Regions from separate parts of the Mus musculus genome. Here region 1 is linked to region 2. The links are chromatin loops, found by intact Hi-C in ENCODE. Cell type or tissue: left cerebral cortex. All regions are shown on one strand. Each heading gives the region's core, and the rest is flanking DNA. Links, peaks and the distances in the headings are about the cores only. Region 1 has its middle 120 kb from the start of Gm35201. Region 2 has its middle 61 kb from the start of Gm35341.

Region 1 (11,430 bases), core at 4,063-6,562, 85 kb after region 2:
TGACCAGCTGACCCCAGCCTCTTTTACTGCAACTCTTCCACAGTAATGGAGTGAAACCTAGAATTGTGAGCCAAAATAAACGTTTTTCCTTGTTTTCAGTGTACACAAAGTGAAAGAGCCAGGCTCTTTATAGTCTAGTGGATCCCAATGTCATTACTGAAGGATCAGGAGTCCCTAGGAAGGGCCTCCAGGACTTCCCTTAGGGTTTTTGTCAGGATGTTCAATCATGGCAACAGAAGTGAAAGTAGCAAAGGAAGAAGGAAACTATTAAATACAATGATTGAAAGCACTTATTATAGAAATTAATTCCATCAACGTATTATGTGAAGCATTCCCCATAGTGTTGGGGAAGATCTAGAAGCTCTGGGAGGCACCCGGCTGAAGGAAGTGACTCACTGGGGATAGACCTTGAAGTTCATAGCCTGGCCTATCCTATTATGCTCCTGCTTCCTGGCCTAAGCAACTGTGGTGTGGCCATGTCATGTTCCTGCTGACACAGCTGTGAGCTACTCCACTGCCAACTTCCCTACCACAAAGGACTGGATCCCCTCAAATAGGAGCTAATGTGGGACCTTTCTCTGTTAAGTTGCTTTTGTCTTCTACAGGGGAAGGAAGATGGTACAGCAATGTGCGTGCTTTTATCAAAAAAGAAGAGGAAGAACATACAGACATGTACAATCAGAAGTCAGACTCCCTAGTTAACGCCCATACCTCATCCTTATACTTGCTCTGTTGGACATTTTACAGATCAGATTGTTAAAAAAAAAAAAAAGTCAAGAGTGGCATATGTTGAGATGGCTTCAGTTCTTAACTGATATCTGGAATGTTCTCTAAAACAATATTCAAAGCAAAACAAAAGCCAAGCCTAGAGACTAGAAGCATGTGCTATAATATTAAGAAACAAACACTTAAAAGGTCAGATTTATTTATTCCATGTTTGGTGTATTCTCTGTTAAAGAGAATGTCTTAAAACTGAATGGGCATATGTCTCATATAGTTCAAAATGCTGGACAAAATCTGTTAGTTTGGAACTGACATGGCAAGTCTACCTCACACATGATGAAAGAGATTACTAGAGAAGCAAATATAGGGATATAGATGGAGATCAGTCTGTACCCTCTGGGCTCACACAGAAACAGGCTAAACATTGGGTGTTTAATTTTTTATGTAATTTACACACACATGTACATACTCTGAAAGCCCAGACAACAGCATGCCAGACAACGATCCATGAAGTCTCTTACTGTTTCATCCTACACGGGGTCTGATAACAGTAGATTTCAGTTATCAGACCCCGTGCAGTTGACACAAAATGAAAGAGCCAGGCTCTTTATGGTCCTATGCATCCTAAAGTCATTACTGAAGGCTCGGGAGTCCCCAGGAAGGGCCTCCCAAGAGCATGGGAAATGTGGGCTCAGACAGTCCAAGGCTGCCCTCCAGCAAAGGAAGGGCTTCTGTCTGGCAAAATGTCAGCAGCTATGTGGCTCTGATGGAGGAAAATGAAAAGGGACCTGGGGCATGGGAACCCAGTCTTCAGAGCTGAGTCGGCAAGGAATGTGGCAGAGATATTGTGAGGGGCGTTTCCATTTGTGCTAAAGAAGAGAGGAAGTTTGGAGCAAAGATTCACATCCTATTCCAACTCAATTATTCCATGGTTCTGTGAAAGCAGTTGGGTTGGCAGGTTTCCAGGAAATGGCTGACAGACAGGAAGCAACCGGAAGCAAAGGGAGAAATATCAAGGAGCCTGGAGAGCCCATTAATGGATACATAAGTCTCTGATTTATTGAAATTGGCCATACTTATTGAGTTCCATTCAAAAATCCTGCTCAGTTGTGAACACTTGGAAGGTAATAGGAAAATTTCCCTAACAGTGGACACACCTTTGCTAATGTCCACAAAGAAAGCCAGGAAGGGAAACACTTGGAAAAATTTTTTACAGAGAAAATGGGAAAACTTGGAGGCAGAAGAGGAGGAGGAGAAGGGAGAGAGGGAGGGAGGGAGGGAGGGAGGGAAGGAGGGAGGGAGGGAGGGAGGGAGGGAGGGAAGGAGGGAGGGAGGGAGGGAGGGAGGGAGGAGCCAGAAGAGGAGTAAAACGGGAGGAGGAGGAAAAGGAGAGAAAATCCAGTAATCAGAAGGAAGAAACATTGTATATCTGTTCACCTTTGCTCACCCCTGTTTCTTACTCTCTGCTGTTCTGGCTGAGTTTCAGACTCCTCCGCTGGGTCTAATCAACGGCTGACCACATCTGTTCGATTGGAAGTGTACGTCATCTTGGTTTTGGAATATAGGCAAATATGCACTTAGTTCTTCTCCAAGCCAGAAGCTTGCTCAATGTTTAAGGATCGGGCTTGTGGAGAGCCAGGAAACAGGGAACAATGGTCAGAACCCAGGGAGCTGTTCAGTAGGGAGGATTAGGTTGTGTCATTCTGGAGGCCGGGCTTGCTCATTTCTGTGACCCTTCAAAGAGGGGACCATCCCACCTATGCAGCAGAACCTCACATGAAATAGTGACAACACTATACATCATCTACAGAAACCCCTTCTTCTAAGATCTCAAACTATGCCTCTTAATCAACAATGCATCAACCTTTATATGTTTTTCAGGGAGAGTGTGAAAATTATGTAATTATTCCTATATTTATTTAAGTTGTGGATATGGTATATGTTTATATCTTCATGTTTGTGTGCACCTGTGCATGTGCAGGAATGTGCACATGTTCAAAGGCTGGAGATCTGTAGCAGTTGTCTTCCTTAGTCTTTCTGTAATTTGCTTTCTGAAAGAGCTTCTCTCATGCCCAGCAATCCTCACTCGTTTACCAGATCTAGCTGCCTAGCAAGCCCCAGGAATCTCGTGGCTCCTCCCCTTCAGTGCTAGGATGACAGGTATGGACCCAGTGTCCAGCTTTGTTTGCACAGAGGTTGGGGATCCAAACTCAGGTCCTTAGGTTTGTGTGGCAACTGAGCCATCTTTTCAGCCACAATATCCATTTTACATGTGAAGAAACTCAGAAGTTAAGAGTGAAAAGGAAGTTTCTTGGGACAAAGTGCACAAGTTATGCAATGGTCTGATCTCTTCTTCCCCAACACAATTCCTGTTGCTGTTGCTGCTGCTGTTTTGTTTGCTCTGTTTTTTGGGACATTGTTTTGTTTTGCAACACAGGCTGAACCTGAGCTCACAGTCCTCCTGCTTCGAGTATAAGAGAACGGAGAGTCTCACTGTGGCCACCACATCCAGCTCTGATGCTCAATAGAAGTTATGACCTTTCACAAGTATGACACTACACTTGAGTGAGGATTAAGTTACCTTGGAGAAATTTTAAATCACAGAATAACAGTGTATCCATTTGACTTGAGAAGAAAATCTAAAACTTGTTCCAATATAAACTCCAACTACTCCAGCCCCTTAGAGAAAGAACATGAATGATCAGACTTGTAATTCTTTCTTATGGAGGTCAGTTTCTCCCATAGCTTAGTATATTTAAGGTCCAAGCTATTTACAATTATCCTATTTAATATTCTGTACCTGCCCTTTAATTTAAGCACACACACACACACACACACACACACACACACACACACACACTGCATGCCCACAGGCACAAACATTTACAAAGAAATACAGTGTTTGGGTTTAAAAGTTCAAGTGGTTGTTTCATTTTATCATTTCTTTTCTCAAACATACCAGAGAATTGTGAGGTTAAATGTTTTGTCATAATTAGCATATAGTTTTGAAAGTTGCTTTCTTTTCTTTTCTACTTCAGACACTACATATGTGTGTGTATATATATATATATATATATGTATATATGTATATATATTTCACATACAAGTAAGTAGTTTATATGATGTTCACATAATATGTTGTTGCACAGCAGTAGAGCAGGCATGTAATGTGAGAGTGTGATAAAAAAAATTTTGAGGGATGCTCACAGCAAGTCCAAGGTTTCCTGCACATCTGTGACTCTGTGGACCTGACCCTTTGGGATAAAAGAAGCCAACTGGCTAGTCAGATGACTCACAAATTGAATTGTTTCTGTCTTGGTTGCTTTTCTCTTTCTGTGTAAACCACTACCAGAGGCAACTTAATGAAGAAAGAGTTGATTTTGGCTAATGTTTCAGAGGCTGAATTCAAGGAGAGGGGGCAGCATGGCAACAGGTGGCCGAGACTCACTTAAGTGCTTGCTGCTCATGCACGAGAACCTGAGTTCAAACAACGCACAGGGTTTACAACTGTGATCCCAGCACCAGGCAAGAGGAGACAGGGAGCTCTCTGGGGCCCAGTGGGCAGCCGATAGAGAGGAATCGATTTGCTACAGGTTCAACGAGAGGCCTTGAGTCAGAAAATAAGATGGAGAGAAGTTAAGGAAGACACTTGATGTTGAACTCTGGCCTTTGTATGCCCATGAAACTGCTCATGCGAGCACAAGCACACCCATGCACACACACACACACACATACACACACACACACACACACACACAGAGAGAGAGAGAGAGAGAGAGAGAGAGAGAGAAAGCAGAAATATCGAAGATGCATTTAAGTAGAAACTTCTGGTATGTTTTAGAACACCAGGACAGAGGTCTGGAGCTGGCTTTGTTGACTAATGGGGAGTCCAGGATCCAGAGAGCAGCCTGTGAGTTATCCTCTCCACATTTTCTTCATCTCTCGGCTAAGGGATTCTGGATCATTGTTTAGCCCTGGGCAAACTGCCAGAGGTCAGGGGTTGCCAAGGAGGATGGAAACCCTCTGTAGATCAAGGACTCCCAGAAGCAGGCACATAAAAACAAAAGGAGATGTGAATGGGGTGGAGAATGGGTGTGGGACCCCAACTTCTTGCATTTCTATTTTGGACCACTTGTGTGGAATCACAAGGGCGGATGCCATTTCAACACTATTGTGAAAGTCACCAGAAGCAAGGGCTGGCTTTTGGCTTCTTTTTTTTTTTTTTTTTTTTTCCTGAATGTGGGCGAGCCCTAAACAGAAGCTGGGCCAGAAAGTGTGCTTTATGGCTCTCCCTGTGAAAGTACAATCTGGAGGCGTAGTCCCACACAGCACTTTGACTGCAAATACAATATGAGCATAATTCAAACTGCGCATAATTCAGATTCACTCAGGACCCCAGTGTAGTATATTTGCATTAGCACTGCTCCTGTAGAATGTGGGAATCTTTTCTTTCTCCTCTTATTGAAAACATGCTGTGTGTTGACTATATTCTTCCCCATCTGTGGTATCTCTGCTGTTTCTAAGCTCTGGGCTCACATGCCTTCCAAGGTCACTTGTCTTCGTTCTCCATCAATTCTTTCCTAGACATTACAACACATCTCTCACACCTACAAAGAATAATTCCCAAGTTCACACTGTGACTTGGGCCAGAGACCTATTTTTGAATATATAGGACTCTAGCATACATGGCTTGTCTGTCTAGATGAGCCTTGTTGGAAACACCTGGGTGAAGCTGTTTAGGTAATGTCCCTTTTATCAAAAGCACAAGTGTGTTCCCATGTCCCAGATTTCCTTTTCTGATCCCAGCCCGAGTGTGCCACCTGAGTGCCCCCCCCCAAACATCTGGACAGACATCTGGAATTCTTTAATAATTAAGGGGGTGTGTTTGTGAAATCTTCACTCCATATAATGTCACCTGTGATATCTCTAAGGATTCTTGGAAAGAGGGTAGTTGAGATGAGGTGGCTGGTCATATTTCTAAGGTCACCTCTCCTAGTCACTTCATACTTCAGCTTCCTGTGTTGATTCCAGTATGAGTCTTGGGGTGGGGTTCTTCCCTGAAACCTACTGCAATGGCTCCCAGACCTCACAAGCTCTGGCATCAATCTCCTAAATGCCTTTCAGCACACAACCTGGATATCTAATAAGTCTCTCACAGTTGAAGGGCACAAGCTGGGCTATTCTGCACCCCACACCTGCTCCTGGATTCTTTCCCACCTCAGAACATGCCATCACCATGTTCTTAGTTTGCAGAGCTGGGAATCCAGGAACCATCTTAGATTCTTTAGTTCCATCTCTTCCACACAGAACCTACCATCTGTCTGCTCTCTGTTTTCAAAGTACACAGTGAACTCAATCATTTCTCACTCCTTCTAAGCTGTCATACTCGGTCACCTGAACAGTAACCATGTGCCTACTGTGCCCCAGCCATACTTACCAGGCCACACTCAGCTCTCAAGTCACCATGGCCCTCTAAAAACAAAAATCAAGCCGTGTTCCTCCTGAGGTCTAAACTGCCTAATGAGACCTCTTTATAGTGGAAGGAAATCCATACACGTCAGTTGACAAGGTCCTCTATGATCATCCCTGCCCTGACACCTCTGTTCACCTTCCTTTATGTTCTTGCTGTTTCTTAAAACACCAACCATCACAGCCTCCTGACTCCAGCTTTAACACCATCTTATTCCACCTCAGACGATTTGTTCTTGATGTTCATCTCTGTATAACACAAAATGAACCTTTGTTGGGGTTTTATTGTCTATAATTTAGATTTTTTTCAGTGCAATATAGTTAATAAATTTCAATTTATACTCTGGAAATTGAAGGCAAGCAAATGGTCATTAACTAGAATATACAGCCCACTCACGGGTTATCTTCCTTAGCCTCCCTTTGGTTATAGGACTTACAACTCTAAGGTATATGGTCTATTTGTTTAATCTCCCCCTGAAGCTATGCATTCTCTGGAATCTAAGCTCAGTTCAGCTAATGCATAGCACACATTAGGCATTCTGTCTGTGCTTCTAGACTAGACAGGTCTATGAGACTTGCCATTGCCTTTGTAAACTTCACAATTGTAAAATACAAAGAAGAGCAACAAAGGCAACAGAGCCTTAGCATGTGTTATTCTCCAACCTGTGTGTCTGGGGAATAATTGGGTTGTCACTTCTTCTAGCATGTTGTGGCCATACCCTCAGAGAAGATCCCCATTCCAGTGAGTATCCCACCAGTGTGCCCCAGTAAGTCAATAGGGGGTTGCATTCTAGGGGATTCTCAAGCTATGAATGATGTTTAATAATAATAGCTTACACTTCAATGGGGTTATAGATTTATATATTCGTATATATTCATATAGTCTGTGTTATACTCTATGTAGGTCTATTTACCTGACTGCTTAGGATATTTCTCCTTGGGTACTAAGCTTCACTTGTATGCAATTTTTTTTTTCTAGCATGACCAGGATTGGCAGTGACAACACTCACTGTGGTCTTTTGTTTTGCATTATATGTAAAGATAGGTTTGGAGTTACACACTGTTCCTTGTCTCGTGGGCTGCCTCAGATGGATGCCAAAAATCTCCAGTTACATGCTTCAGCATGGCATCTGTTAGTAGCACCTCCCTAGCACCAGCTTCTTAGTGCCCCTCCCCCCCCCGCCCCGCCCAGATGCAGCTTATTTTACAGAACAAATGCAAGGTATATCTTGGACAAAACTGAGTGGGTAGAGCAGGACGTGACCACAGGACTCCAGACCAAGAGGTAGTAATCCTAAGTATGCCTTGGGATTTGGCTTCTATGCTTCAGACCTTATAACCTATGAGCTGTGATGGGCTGATGCCTGGCTGGTACTATTGGCACCACTGAGCTGGTTGGAGCAAGGCAGAGTGAGAAGCTTGCATGAATTCAGAGCTGACCCCAGAAGAAAATATAGCACAAGACCCCTTCAGATCAGCAGAGGCATCCTGAAGAAAAGGCTGGTGTAGGTGGGGGAGCATCCTAAGTGCGCTCTAATTCAACCTATGCCTGAACAACCAAAATGGTAACATCCATCTGCCCCTCACTAGGTAACTTAGAAGCCTAAAGTATGAGCTACCTGACTCCTTTTGGTATATTTCCTACACCGCTTTGAAGGTCTGTCACATCTGAGCATCCTTTCTGAGGTATTCTTCCCTTGTAAGATACAAGGATGTACTAGTTAGTCAGATTTGGTTGGCCACAAGAGAAAAATCAACTATGTAGGTTGACCAGAAAGCCCATTCAGTGGGAAGCCACAAGGACTCAGAGGAAGTTCTTGATTTTCTCCTAGATTGTTAATAGCTGAGTGCCTTGGTTCTCTGTAGGGAGTGAATTTATAGAATAAACTTTGAGGATCTAAAAATAACAATGGAATAAGTTGGTAAGCAAAAGCCAACTGATCTTTATAACAATTGTAAATTTCAAAATAAAAAGACAAGTCACAGGGAGTGATTGACAGTTCCCATCATCATTAAACTGATTATCCTTTTAGGCCTACTTCTAGGCCATAGGCTATTGAAAGCTCATGTGTTTTTCTTCCTTCTCGTATGACCTGACAAATCCCTCGCTTTTGTTAGAATTGGCAGATGATAGTCCTTTACCCCTGAAATCAGGACCGAGGGATATTCTACTTAATGAACCACAAACACTGTCTTTAATTGTTCTTTACCGTCCACAATCCTTGGCTACCCCAGAGTACTGAATCATAAAAATCCATCTCATTTCATTCTCAAATATGTAATCACTATGTCATCCTGTTCCTATTACACTGGAGGCTTCCAGAGCAGCAGAACTAAGAATTCAATTCACAAAAGGGGATTAACTGGATAATCTCATGTGAGCAGGGCCTTAAATGTCCCAAATTGGCTGCCTACTGGCTGGAGAGTCAGGGAAACAAAAGACTGCTCTGTCCTGGAAGAAGAAGCCAGAGCTCCAGGGCAAGAGAGGCCAGAGATGCTGCTTCTCCATGGACAAAGGCCCTGAGCCCCCACCCAGCCACCGCTGTGGCTCAGATGTGAGGTCTAGTACCATGGTGAGGCCCCAGTGAGGCCCCAGGATGTCAGCTGTAGGCAAAGGTATGGGCTGGGGAATGCAGGGCTAAGGTGACAGCAAAATTCCCAGTTCCTCTGCTTTCCCACTCCATCACTGCCCTGTTGCATGCTGGGACTGTTCTCTGCTGCCCATTTCCAGTCATCTCTGGTCGTGCCCAATGTGTCTTCCCAGTTCTCTAGATATCCGTCAAGCCAGCCAAGTTGACAAGCAAAATTAACACCACACCTAAGATAAAATTATCAGTAGATCCTCTGGCAAAAGGGGAGTAACAAACAAACATTAGCATCCCTACCACACGCTCTGAGGGCAGTGGATGATGTAAGGAGTACTTCTTCCAGATGAAGGGGAAGGGGTGGAGGACTTTGCATGTGCCCTTCACCAGATCAGAAACCAGCATTCTCATGACTCGCAGGAAACCAGAGGTGCTGTATGCCTGACAAGTGGTTCAGAACTGTGACCCACAGCCACAGCTTTGATTCCTGAGGCACCTTCCACGGGGTCAAGGTGACAGATGCTGGCTTTCCATTGTGCTATGTTTTTTTCAGATAAGCAGGACCAAGAGTATAGGCACACTCACGTCAACCACATACCATACCCACCATATACACACCAAACACTCGCCATATACACATATACCAAATATACACACAAATAAGCATACATGTACCAAATATGTACATGCACACAATATACACATCAAACATACACACATACAACATACACCAAACACACACACACACACACACACACACACACACACACACACGCATTTCACATTCTCTCTGCTTGGAATGAATGCCTTTTATCTAAAAGCTTAGGGTGGGTGGGGTAGAATATTTGCTAATATACACTGACCTATCTTGGGAAATGGCTCTAAATGCTAAAAACAAAATTGGAGGCACTTCCTTACACTTAACCACAGTGAAATCTTATGCGTTGCCGTCTACACTGCCATGTGAATTCAGGCCTGGGATGTTCCCATCTGTGACATCTCAGTGCTCAGGTTTTGCTTTGGAAAGGGTTGAGACTTCACATTTTCAGATCAGGGATCCCAGCCCTCAGCCCACCCCCACCCCACCATAGTGTAGAAAGTAATGTTTTACAGGATTATCTCATGCAATTTTGAGGGCCAGCAAGGTGAAATGTGTGGCCAGGCTGCCAGGCTGCAAGCTCCTGCAGGATCACATTTCAGTCTCAGACAGTGATCTTTTTTTTGGAAAACACCAATCCTTGCTGCTAAGGTCTGCAACTTATTAGATGAAGCCTGTCCTTGCTGTGTTGTGTAACTGGCATTATCCAAAGCCTATTGATTTAAATGTTTATTACACCCAAAATCTACCTCCAAAGTAATATCTGGTCACGTATTTGATCAATAGCAAGGCTCCTTAACCAAGCAAAGCAGCACATAAAATTAACCATCACACAGACACACAGATACAGACAGACAAGACACACACACACAGACACACACAGACACACACAGACACACACACACACACACACACACACACACACACACACACGAGGCATGCATGTGTGAGCTAGTAGTTTTCATTTACCAAGTAGAAGTTAAATAGTTAGCCACCCTTTCCACCTTTATAGGAGACGCAGGATTCAGACGATTGCTCAGTTAAAGCAGCTGGTTGAGGAGCACTGCTGCTTTGTACAAAGCTTTGGCCTGCTGGGTCCTTATGCTCCCAGCAGGTAATGTGACTCAGGAAAACAGGAGCTCCACCATCTGTGTCACAAAACGTCCAACTGTGGGGACAGTTAGGGCTATCGTGCTAATCCCACAGTCTCCTTCCAACAGCTTCTGTGCACCCTGATGTGGGACCACACATGAGCGCGAGCGCGCACACACACACACACACACACACACACACACATACACATACACCAGGCAAGGACAACTTGTCTCTTCTTTGTGGTATGTCTACAGGAACTAGTTAATCTGAGCCTGTGTCCCTAGGGCTGTGACCACTAAAGAGAGGCATCTAATTTACATTTGGACAAACCTCCTAGAGCTGCCTGCAGCCATATACTACCTCTCTGTGATAAATATATTATTTAGGTCTATTCTCTCTAATTGAAAGATGAAAACAGAGATTATTGCACTTTAAATGCATAATTAGCTTTCTATTCTTCCAGTTGCCAAACCACCTCTGTTTCCTGCTGATACAGGCCCTATGGCCCTGCAGAAATGTTTCTTGCTTGCTTTCCCCTGAAAGCGTAGTTGAAAATAAAAATGTTGTTTCGTTTATGTCTCCCTCCTCTGACATATTATAAAAGACATCTCTCTGTTCCCTCCTCTCCCCTTTCTCTCTTCCTACCCCTCTTCATCCTCCCCTCCCCTCCCCCCTTCCCCCTTCCCCTTCTCTTCTTCCTTCCCCTGCCCTCCCTTCTTTCTCCTTCCTCCCTGTCTCCTTCCTTCTCTCTCCTTTCTCCTCCTCCCCTTCCTATTCCTCCTCTTCCTCCCTCTCCTCCCCTTCCCTCCAAACTACATCCCTTCTGTTCCTCTTTCCTCTCCTTTCATTTCCTCTCCATCCTTCTTCCCTAAACCAAGTCATAGATTTTAATTCTCCTGCATGCTATCCTTCCATACTGAATAAGATGAGAGAGAGAGAGAGAGAGAGAGAGAGAGAGGA
Region 2 (11,430 bases), core at 5,306-7,805:
CACATAGGTTATACCAGTGGGAACTTGTGTTGAGGCCTGTTCACATCTTCATGGATTAGGAAGTAAAAAGCACAGAACTATAAAGAGGGCCATGGGGCAACCTGCAAATCTATCCCCTAGAGGCCTAGGGTGCAACCTGCAAATCTGTCCCCTAGAGGCCTAATCTAACAACGAGGTACAACACTAACAGATCCCCAAATCAGGGCCATCCACAAGTGGGGCAAGTGTTCAGACCCATGAGCCTGGGGGGAGGGGTGGTCAAATTCTAAGCTTTACAACCTTCATTTACCCTTCCAGTGGGATGGACTTTAATGGTCTAGAGAGTTGCAGGTTGGAAACATTCCCCTTCCATTTTCACAGGTGCTTTGCCTTGGTATGAAGTTCCTGTTAAGAAGCCAAGTCTCATTGCAACCTTTGAGTCCTTTGTGGGAATGTCAAACTTATTTTCTGAAGGCGTTGGAAAGTATCTTTGTGCATCATGTCTGTAAACTTCACAGTAAAGTGCTTTACAATAACCTTTCTGCCCTTCCTTGTTTGGGAATCTGGTAAACTTTGGGAATTTGCAACTCTAGGCTCTTCAGTTTCAGAGATTTTCTTTGAACTTTTTTTCTTGGTTGCAATCGATCTTTTTGGATCATTTGTAGATTGCTTTTTGGGTTTTTTGTTTTGTTCTTTGTTTTGTTGTTATTTTCTCCCTGGATGAATGCATTTTACTGTCATTTTCTTTGGGAAGCTAGGTCCTTAAGGATGCAGACTTTCCCTTGGGCCACATAAGTTTTTCATTGTTCTGGCATCCAAATTTATCTTACCGCTATTTCATCTCTCTGTCCCCAGACTTTTATCCTTATTTGGTAGAGATGCAGAGTAGTAGCTTGTGTGTGACAGTATTCCTGAGATTGGTGACATTCATCATATCACCTCTCCAACTCTTCTAGACCAAAGCAGAACTTTCAAAGTCTTGTCCACCCTTCTCTTTGGCCCACTCTCTATTATTGGGCCAATTCCTTGACTTTTTCACTTCCCTCGAAGTTACAGTCATTCATGGTTCCACAAACAAAGCCCATCCCTAGGTCAAGGGTCCATGTCTCTCTAGGGTTTATGCTACTTTTATTCTTGCTCATCCCTTGGTAAATCAGTTTGTTAAGAGGGAGATGCTTTATATCATAGAACAACATGCCTACCTTCTAGAACTTGATCTAGAAAGCTCTGCCTTCAGATTCTATACAGCTGAAGTTTTGGCCAAGTCTGGAACTTTCTTTGCTCTTGGAATCAAAGCTTGAGTTCAGGAAAAACTAGGCACAAAGACAGTGTTTGTAGAGGCTCTTTTAAAGACTCCTGAACATTTTCAAATTATACTGTGTGCCAGCCAGAGAGTGATTTTCTCTAATGTGCAGACAGTGCATACTAGACACTTCAGTTCAGGGGACCGGGGCCTTAAGACAAGACTCCCAGGTGCCTTGCTTACCTGTTCTACTCTTGGTAATTCTGCTGCTTCTTCTGAAGTTTCTGTATGCAAAGCTGATGGGGCTGTTGGCTGAACCCCAGGGTATAAACCGTGCACACTTTTACAAAGTCTAGCACACCCAGGGACTGCAGTTATGTTGCTGCTGCTCGAGAAGATCTGCAGCTGAGGCTCAGGCTTGCGTCCTTCCCCAGACTCTGGGGCACATGGACTGGAAAGGGAAGATTGCTGAGCTGAAAGCTCAGTACTGGAAACAAAACACTCAGCACTAGCTGTCTCTTGCTGCAGTCATTGGTGGGGTGTGGAGGGGGCAGAGGGCAGATGGCGGGTGCTTCAGGGAGTCAGAGTGACTATAGAGCCAGAGTTATTCTCTGGAAACACAGAAGATGGGAGAGGAGGAAGCTTCAGGGCTAGAACGTCAAGTTCCTTCTGGGAATGGGTGGGCCCATTCCATTGGTCTTTCTAAGGCCAAAGATTTGGCTCTTGGGAAGTTGAGGGATGAAAAAATGGAAGAAATGAGACAGGGAGCTCATCCCATGTAGACTTTTCTGCTCTGAATAGGAAGGGACTAATAGCTTAATCAAACAGGAACTAAAGAAGAAAGGGGCTTCAGGGGCAGGCAATCATAGCCATTAATCCTCCTTGTATTGGTCTCAAACTCCACTCCAACCTGAACCTGTTCATTTGCCCTAGGGCATTGCACCCCACCATAGGCCCCGCCTCTCCCAACATTCCATGTACCAGTGACAAACTTGCTCTCCTCTCAGCACTAGGAATCCATGAATCCATTTAGTGAGGTAAAGATGGCAAGCCCAGCTGAAAGGAATAATAAAATAGTCAGAAAGACGTGGCTGTTTGTACTGCTTTACACTTAGTAGCAAGAGTGACAATTGCAGGAAGTTTTCATTTTGTCATTAACTCAATATTGACAATTTGTGTGTTTATGAATCGCATCTTGAATTAGCAAGGTATTTTGTTAAGGGTATGTTGCGCTATGATGGAACAATTGAGTATTAATATTGTTGAGGATAGCATTATTAATTGAGAGGATTCTAAACATTGCTAACCATGAATCTATTCTCCTGGGCAATGCCCCACCCCAGGCCCGTTGCCTAAGGGAGCATCCAACCTCAGCAGAAGTCAGCATTGCCAGCTGTGTTCAGGGGGCTAAAAAGGAGGGGAACAGACTGCTTGCTAGTTTTTAGGATGCTCCCATATAACCTCTTACTTGGTAAGTTATTCCATGCTCACTGCTCTTTTAGGGAACCCTGAGCCACGAATTTTCTAGCTTTCTCACCTTGGATAGTCAGCTATATAATCTTCCACCTCACTGTAAAGAGAACATGACTCTTGGCTGTGTGGAACTGAGGAAGGCATAAAGAAATGTGATGTTTTATTTGTTTTTCTGAATCTAAATGAGTTTAAATCTCTGAAGATATGTTACCTCCAATACTGAATAGCTCCTATCTATGCACCCGCCTCTATTTCTGCCAGAATAACACTACACATCAACTTGGCTGCACTTAGGCTTCATCAGTACAGCCTTCCCTTTTGCTGTGAGGTTTCCTCACTCACTCCACATTTCCCTGTTCTTCTAGCTTATAAAATGCTCTTGTTAGATTTCATTTTCCTTTCAACTATTCTTCTATGCCACCTTGATGCTTTTTGGTGGTCTTTCCATGAAACAGAAGGGCTGCACCTTTTCTATTTGCCCTGCCTGACTAGAAACACGGATTCTAGCTTTATCTTTCCATTCTCTCCAGTTTAGAGAGCATACTTTCCCCCCAGCCTTCAGTGGTCACTCCCACAGTGATGGTCTCTGACTCCTCTAGCAATGATCTTATCATGGCTGCAAGTTTATGTTTCTTTTGTCGCCAGCAGAGCTTCCTGTAGGTGACCCAAGTTCACCTGGACCAACAGAATTCATCACGACACTTTCCCACTTCAAAGACTGAAAGAAATTCTATCACTCAGCTGCTTCATTACTGCTTATTTTATTTTATTTTTATTACTGGAGCCTGTTCATTCTGCTTCTGAGATTTCTAAGAAATTAACCCCTTTCTACTCTCCTTGGTCTGATTTGAATCTGGGTAATCAAAATGCCAGTCCCTCCCCTGAGCTTCCACACGATTCAAAACCCATTTATCATGCAGTGACTACTAGCTTCATCTTAAGAGTCTCTTAGTAAAGGTATTCTGGGAACAAAATGTCCCTGTTCTCCGCATCCTTCCCTGATTTCCCTTCCCAGCCCAGCAATAGCATCCACAGGTTTTCTGTGACACCCTCTGGATGGAGATTACTTGGTCCTACTTGCCTTTGGAATAGCTCTGATTACACTCTTAGGGGTGGGGATTTAAGAGGCAGCATTTCTGCAAGCATATGCAACAGTCTTCCAGCAGAAAATTTCCCCAGCTGATAGTAAAGGGTTGCTCTGTGCTGGAGTTTCGAGTTCACTATTTTCAGTGACACAAGGGGCATCTCAGGGGGTTGGCCACTGACTAGCAAAGGATTATAAAACCCATGCAGAGAGCATTCCTTTAAAGCAAGGTAAATCCAGCACCTATGTCCCGGGGATAAACAGACAGCATGACTCACCTTACAACGCCAAGTTAGAAACACTCATCTCTGAGTGGGATGAGAGTTTCTGTGAGAATAATCAAAACACATTTGGAAAACACCATTGCACAAACTTGGTGTCATGATGACTTTATAATTCTTTCTAGCTATAAACTATTTAACGTTCTTCAATAAAAGATCGGAAAGGACCAAAGAACATGTAATTTTCTTTGGAAAAAAAAATCCCTGGCTTAAACACAGTGAAAAGGTTTGTGTGGGTTCAAAAGGGGCGACATAGACACTATTTTTGCTATCATTGGCTTGCTTTCAACATTGGTGTCCAAAACAAATGAATCTGCATGGAAGTAGTTAGGGGCTGAGGCAAACTAAGCCAATTCTTTTAAAGATACTATTGCTGCGCTATCCTCCCCCATTTCAAATCTGTGCTGGAAGATAGAATCCACTTCAGCTCAATGAGTCACTTCAACATCCTTGCCAGGACAATTAAACTTCCAGTATAAAACATGACCCAAAGCCTGCCCTCCACCACACCATTCCACTTCAACCTCCCCCCACCCCACAGGGTCAGCGCTTGACATTCAAGAGCTTACAATTTCAACTGCTTAGCCAATGTAACCAACTTAATGCTTTTACAAATGATTTGCACCCTTCAGCACATTGGGTGATATAGAAAACGTGGTGTCAGTTCCTCCGCCTGTCTGAGCAACATTACACATTCCTCTTGTCCGTGGTGGAGGCAGTCTTTGCAGGATGAGGAAAGACAAGAAGCCAGCTCTCCATCTACTACTCTTTCTTCCTGAACTGACCCTCGAGGGAAGGACGAAGGGAGGAAGAATTTCAGTAACCACGGCCAAGAAAAAGATGTATAGCTCGGGCAGCCCTGTCACAGACGGTCGCATGAAGTCTTGGGGATTAAACTTCTTGAACTACCAGTTACTGAAGCAGTTAATACATCTTGCAAATTTGCGGTTGCCTTATTGCTAACAGCTGAGACGCCTTCCTTCCTCCGCTCGGTCACTATTGATGTCTTGCCATATTTTGAATATAATCCCCTCAACAGCATTACCTCATTTTTTTACTCCACTCTTGCAGATTAGCTCATCTAAGTTATGTTCTATGGTGTGGTGTATTGGTGGTGTGTGTTAACTGTGTCTTAATTTTTCATTCTTAAAAGCATCTCTGGTCATAAAAGTTGCTTCCTGAGTATCTATATCTCTCTATCTCTCTATCTCTCTGTCTCTCTATCTCTCTATCTACCTATCTATCCATCCATCCATCCATCCATCCATCCATCTATCTATCTATCTATCTATCTATCTATCTATCTATCTATCTATCTATCTTGACACCGCATGCTCCACCTGTGCATGAGGCATCTCACTCTTCCTTGATGTTTATAGCAGGGTGGCTAATGTGTAAAAAGAGGTGTTTTTGTATTGCTTTCCTTTTCAATTGTTTGTGAAGCTCACTCTCTTAGTAGGGATATTAATTTAGTGTAATTGTGATGGAGATTCCCATGGTTCTTCATTCAAAAGCAGCTTTTTATTTGTTGAAGATATTAGTTTTGTTTTTGTTGGTTTTTTTGTTTGTTTGTTTTGCATATACTTAAAAGAAATACACAGTCTACGCTTCCTGAGACTCAGAATTCAGTATTAAAGACGATCAAACTCAATCTAAATAAAATAACCCAAAGCATAGTGGAGCTCTATTATCCCCTGTTCTGCATCCTGATGTACCCGGCAGTTTCATTGCAAATTTAATGAAGTCTGCTTTCCCTCTACTTATCCAAATTACAGCCCTCAGAGTAAACATTCGCACAGAGGTTCTGTGCCTCTCTGTCCCTGAGGTTTGCCCCCTTTGGTAACTGAAACAAGCAGCACACAATTTCTATCTCTGTCTCTTCCATCTCACGCCCTCTACCGCCACCGCAGTCTCCATTCAGCTTCTGCTCCTTTATCTCTGTCTTCATCTCACCCTCTTCCTTCTGCCCCTATGTATAGCCCAACACCACCCCATCTCTCCTTATCCTCATTTCCCCCTCCGTCTCTGTCTTTATTCTATCCCTCCCCTAGCTCTGTCTCTCTCCTCATCTCCATCCCAAACCCCATGCTTTCCCATCCCCATTGCTTTCCCCATCACTACCTCTGTCCTTACCCCTGTCCATATTCACAGCCTTATCCCCACCTCAGTTCCCCTTCTTAGGACCACTGTCCACCCCATCTCCATCCCTACCTCTGTCTTTACCTCAGTTCTCACCCTGACCTAGATCTTTACCTCTAGCAGCCTCTCCTTGTTTTTGTCACTCTTGTGTCTGAATTATGGCTTATCTAAAACGATGCACACGGTTATCAACCCTGCTCTCCATGGTTGAGCTCTCTGTCAAGGACGGAACAGAAAGTGATTTAGGAGCTCAGCTTATTCCATAAGAGGAATAAAGGCATTTCAGCTACGTACATTTCAGTTACACAGAGTCAGAGTGGGGGAGAAATAGGCAAGCATGGAAGCCAGTGGGAGACACAGTTTACCTCTTGTGAATTGAGGTAGATTTCAAAAAGTGGGGTAGGACTCGTGCACATGTGTAGGAGCTTGCAGGGCAGAAATGAGGAGGTGGCGTGAGAGCAGTAGAACAATATGTGCAAGGCTCTTCCGACTTAAGTGTGGGGTATGTTTAGGGAATGGCAAGCGAGCCAGTGTGGCTGCAGTTTGAGTTGTGTGGGAAGGAATGGCAGAAACCCAGGATGCAAAGATGGAAAAGACCTATGATCTCACAGCCCCGTCTCCATCTCCCCCTTCTCCTTCTCACAGCCAACATGCTCTTGATGTTCTCATCCAGGACTGGCCCGGGGAAGTTGATTTAATCTCTTTGAATTCAAAAGGAAAGGGTTAAGGATAGAGACAGGCTAGAAGCCAGGCCACAACCTTTCTTCTCAATGGCCCAAATGCTTTGGTTTTACACGTGAATGTCTCTGTCTTTTATAAATCTGAGCTCCTCAACATTTAGGTAATGTTCTATTTTTGATCGGTTTACTCAGATCAGCATTTGAGACATTCTTCATCCTTAAATCCAGTTTCTTAGATCTAATAAAGGCTAAACTGTCCTTTCATGTACCATCCTGAAATCGCAACTGTCTGAGATTCAGGTCTGGTCTTGAGATGAGTGAGAAAAGCAATTATTTACTGAGTCTTTCATTTCTTCCCCAACACAATCAATCACACTCTTCCCTCCTCAGAGCATCCAAAGGAAGCCATAATATACCTCATCATGGGAGAGGACCATTTAATTCTTGCATTTATCATTGATGTGTCAGCTATTTCTCAGTAGTGTTGAAAGCAAGGTAATGTGATGGCAGCTCCTTGTGATATGTAGCAGCGTTGGTATTTAGCAAACCACTTAAACTGTGCTTCAAGAGACATGAGTTTAGTTCACAAGATTGTTCTACTGAGAGTACCAGAAACTCTAAAGAGGCAGCACATTGCACTTTTCCCATTTGGAAATATTACATTAATATTAAAGGAGAACTGTGGTTTCTGAGCTATCAAACACTGAAGGCCAAGTTGTCCTTGAGAATTTAACTAAGATACGAGACCCGAATTGAAAGTCCGACAAACAGTTATCTAATAATCTATATGGAGTCAAATAATCCAAATGGTGTATTTTTAACTTGAGAAGGCTGGCTGAAATGTTAAGAAGACTAAATAAAGTCCTGCACACATAACATGAAGCAAAAGTCCTTTTATGAAGCAATGATGCTAGCCAAATATAATGATAAATAACATCTCACAGAATTTATAAATACAAAGAAGAATATAAGTTTTAATTGAAAATATCTTTATTTAACCTTGGTTAATTGCGTAAAAGGTTAATTGACATAAGCTTTAAAAAATAGCTCATAGAGAGGACAAGAAATGTTTCCCACAGAGAAGGTGCATCATCACTTGGAATGATGGCTGTGACTGTGTCTCTGAGCTGGCCATTCATCACGTATCACATATATGTATCAAAATATCACACAGTGCCCCACAAATGTGCATAATTATTGTGTGTCTTAAATGTTAAAGTGCCTAAAGAAATATAAACAATGTATACTTCTAAAAATGTTACTATTTACTATAAAATTTTGCTATTTATTATGAAATCTTATAAATCCATATATCAAATTCATCTCTTGTATTAGTAGAAATCTAAAATAGTGCTATGTCACTGTTTTTATTTTAAATATTTTGATATATGCAGTATGATTAAACATTATTATTCAGATGTAAGTTGTACTCTAGTCTGTCTTCTTTCAGTCATGCCTCCATATATTTTTCTCTTGGAGATAGTATGTAACATTGCAACCCAGAGGCACCAGTAACCTGTACAAGGTCTACAGAAGATCAAGCCAAAATTCCTCTGTGGATAGGGAGAGGGGATCCCAAAGCTTCATCCCTAGCCAAGGATTTTTTGGTAATGTTAACCTCCTGTGGGGATGTAACCACTGGTGGGCCCCAGGACACAGCACCAGATGTGCAGTGCTGACTGTCTCCAGGGTGTCATGAATGAAGTGATGACATAGAGTTGGGAAGGAGACTGGGAGATACTAGGAACTAGAGGGAGACAACGGTGAATGGGTACGGATAAAATACATTATATAAATGTGTGCAATGTTCAATACAAGTAAAATAGCATTAAAAATACAGAAGCAACAAATAACATGCATACACTTATCTCCTTATTAGCTCCTTATAAGGACTGTGAGTTTTAGTCTATGTGTGTACAAAATGGATTGTAATTTATGGAAGAGTCATTTTGTGTCAGGTCCTTATTTGGTTATACATATTTAAAGTACAGTCTTCTAAACAGCTCTAGAAGATAGTCCACCTTAATTCCATTGTGCAGGAGAGGAGGATAATGAGCCAGAGGTTTTAAATAAACAGCCTGAGTTCCAGGACCGGTGGGCAGGGAAAGCCCAGATCGGACATGTCTATTAAGCTTTTAATCACAGCTGTGGCTTACCCAGCTGCCACACAGGGTCAGCTCTGTAATCCTTGGTTGACATACAACATAGTCCTGATTTAGAATTTGTCACTTAAAGATAAGGGGGTTAGTTATTAAATGAGTTATCAGAAGTAGAAAGTAGTGCAGTGAGAACCAAAGAAACTCTTAAACCAGTGCTCTCTGAATAGAGTGGTCCCCTAATGGTATTTATTTCTGTGGAAAGGTAAGGCACTTTCCTAATCAAGGACACTCTAGCTTTTGTTTGAGCATAGCTTCCATTTCTTTTCATCATTTTTTTTTTTCTCTAAGGAGATCAGTAATAGCCACAGCCTATTAACAATTATGCATGACTTCATTGTAACCCCAGGGTCATTTTTTTTTTTTAATCTTTGCTCAAAAATTTTGAGTTGATATTGTCAGTTTTGAGATCAAGATCATAGAATCTAAAGAGGCACACAGGCTCTCTCTCTTTTTTTTTTATTAGATATTTTCTTTATTTACATTTCAGATGTTATCCCCTTTCCTGGTTGCCCCTCCAAAAACTCCCTATTCCATCCAGAGACTGCCTGACCTGGGGATCCATCCCATATACAGTCACCAAACCCAGACACTATTGTGGATGCCAACAAATGCTTGCTGACAAAAGCCTGATACAGCTGTCTCCTGAGAGGCTCTGCCAGATCCTGATTAATACAGATTTGGATGCTCACAACTGGGGATCCATCCCATATACAGTCGCCAAACCTGGATGCTGTTGAGGATGCTGGGAAGTGCTTGCTGACAGGAGCCCAGTATGGCTCTCTCCTGAGAGGCTCTGCCAGTGCCTGACATATCCAGAGGTGGATGTGCTCAGCCAACCATTGGACTGAGCACAGGATCCTTAATGGAGGAGCTAGAGAAAGGACTGAAGGAGCTGAAGAGGTTTGCACCCCATAGGAGGAACAACAATATGAACCAACCAGTAACCCCAGAGCTTCTAGGGACTAAACCACCAACCAAAGAGTATACATGGAGGGACCCATGACTCCCGCCACATATGAAGCAGAGGATGGTTTTGCTGGACATCAATGGGAGGGGAGGCACACAGGCTCTTCCAGAGAGAACTTGCAGACAGTAGAGTCTCAAATTTATGCTTCAAAGCTTTCAAATAATCACCGTCTTGTTCAAAATACTTTTACAGTAGATTAGACACCCTCCTCCAGAATGGTAATATTTGAGAACAGCTGAGTGCTTTCTTGGCCCAGAGCCATGGCAGTGCTGTTACAATAGCTCAAGGTCATTAGGAGTGGGCTTTTATCACGCTTTGATGGAGCTAGAATTCCACTGTTTAAACTGAAGATCGCTTTCTCCTTGTGCCTCTCTCCTGGTACACTGCAGACATTCTGTCCTGTTGTGATGAACAGATGAATTACTCTGTCTTTGTTAGGGTTTTACTGCTGTGAACAGACACCATGACCAAGGCAAGTCATATAAGGACAACATTGAATTGGGTCTGGCTTACAGGTTCAGAGGTTCAGTCCATTATCATCAAAGCGTGGCAGCATCCAGGCAGGCATGGTGCAGGAAGAGCTGAGAGTTCAACATCTTCATCTGAAGGCTGCTAGCAGAATACTCACTTCTAGGCAGCTCAGAGGAGGGTCTTAAAGCCCATACCCACAGTGACACACCTATGTCAACAAGGCCACACCCTCTAGAAGTACCACTCCCTGGGCTGAGCATATATAAAGCATCACAGGCTCCGTTCCCACCTCGTAAAGCTCTGTTCACCCACTTTTCTGCTTTTGCACCAACGTATTGAATTGGGGGTGGGGGTGGGGGACAGGAATGTGAGACACAGCATATGCTTCTCGGTCCAGAGGGACTGTGGAAGAGGGACTATTAGCTAGATGCTCAGATGCACAATGGAACGCATGACCTCATTCATGAGCTGCTACAACTGATGATCGCCAAGCGCACATGGACTCCCCCATGTACAGATGACACAAGTGCAGCCAGGATTCAACCAAGACATTAGTCTTATTCTTTATCCTTTTGCTGAGATCTGGCTGGCCTGTGTAGATGCCCGTGCAGCTCTTCCCTCTCCAGTGTGGTAGACACATGCCAAAAACCACCTCTGCTTTATCAAATAGCTCCTTTTGTGAGAAGATAGGCTGGTATTAAAAGCTTAGGCTCCTTTTGTGAATAGATTTCTCACCAAGCTACTTTGATCAGAAGAAGAGCTTAAAGATGTCTTGAATTGTGTGCAAAATAGATATCATGAGAAATAATGAACTTCATAAATAAGTTAAAAAGGAGTTGGATAGAAGAAATGTGCAGGAAGAGATTATGGAGAAGGATGCTGAGCTGTTTAAGACATGGGTTAAAAGCAGAGCACACGACATATGGCCAAACTGAGGAGGAACACAGGGAGAGT

What was found. A loop is a pair of places that touch in the nucleus more often than their neighbours do. Peaks named below come from ENCODE experiments on the same cell type or tissue, not always from the same donor. Only the 100,000 strongest peaks of a DNase experiment are listed, where the experiment ranks them.
Region 1: a loop joins it to region 2, with 4 times the contacts of the local background. A loop is called at or near these places in 2 of 42 quality-filtered maps.

What each region holds. Positions count from the first base shown.
Region 1 is chr1:186,254,984-186,266,413 of GRCm38, reverse strand. No RefSeq gene overlaps it. Among named protein-coding and RNA genes, the nearest start is that of Gm35201, 120 kb to the right of the region's middle. In left cerebral cortex, for the core only: no CTCF peak of the experiment used is centred there; DNase peaks (open chromatin) are centred at 4,226, 4,754 and 5,032; H3K27ac peaks cover 236 bases.
Region 2 is chr1:186,340,918-186,352,347 of GRCm38, reverse strand. No RefSeq gene overlaps it. Among named protein-coding and RNA genes, the nearest start is that of Gm35341, 61 kb to the left of the region's middle. In left cerebral cortex, for the core only: no CTCF peak of the experiment used is centred there; a DNase peak (open chromatin) is centred at 6,685.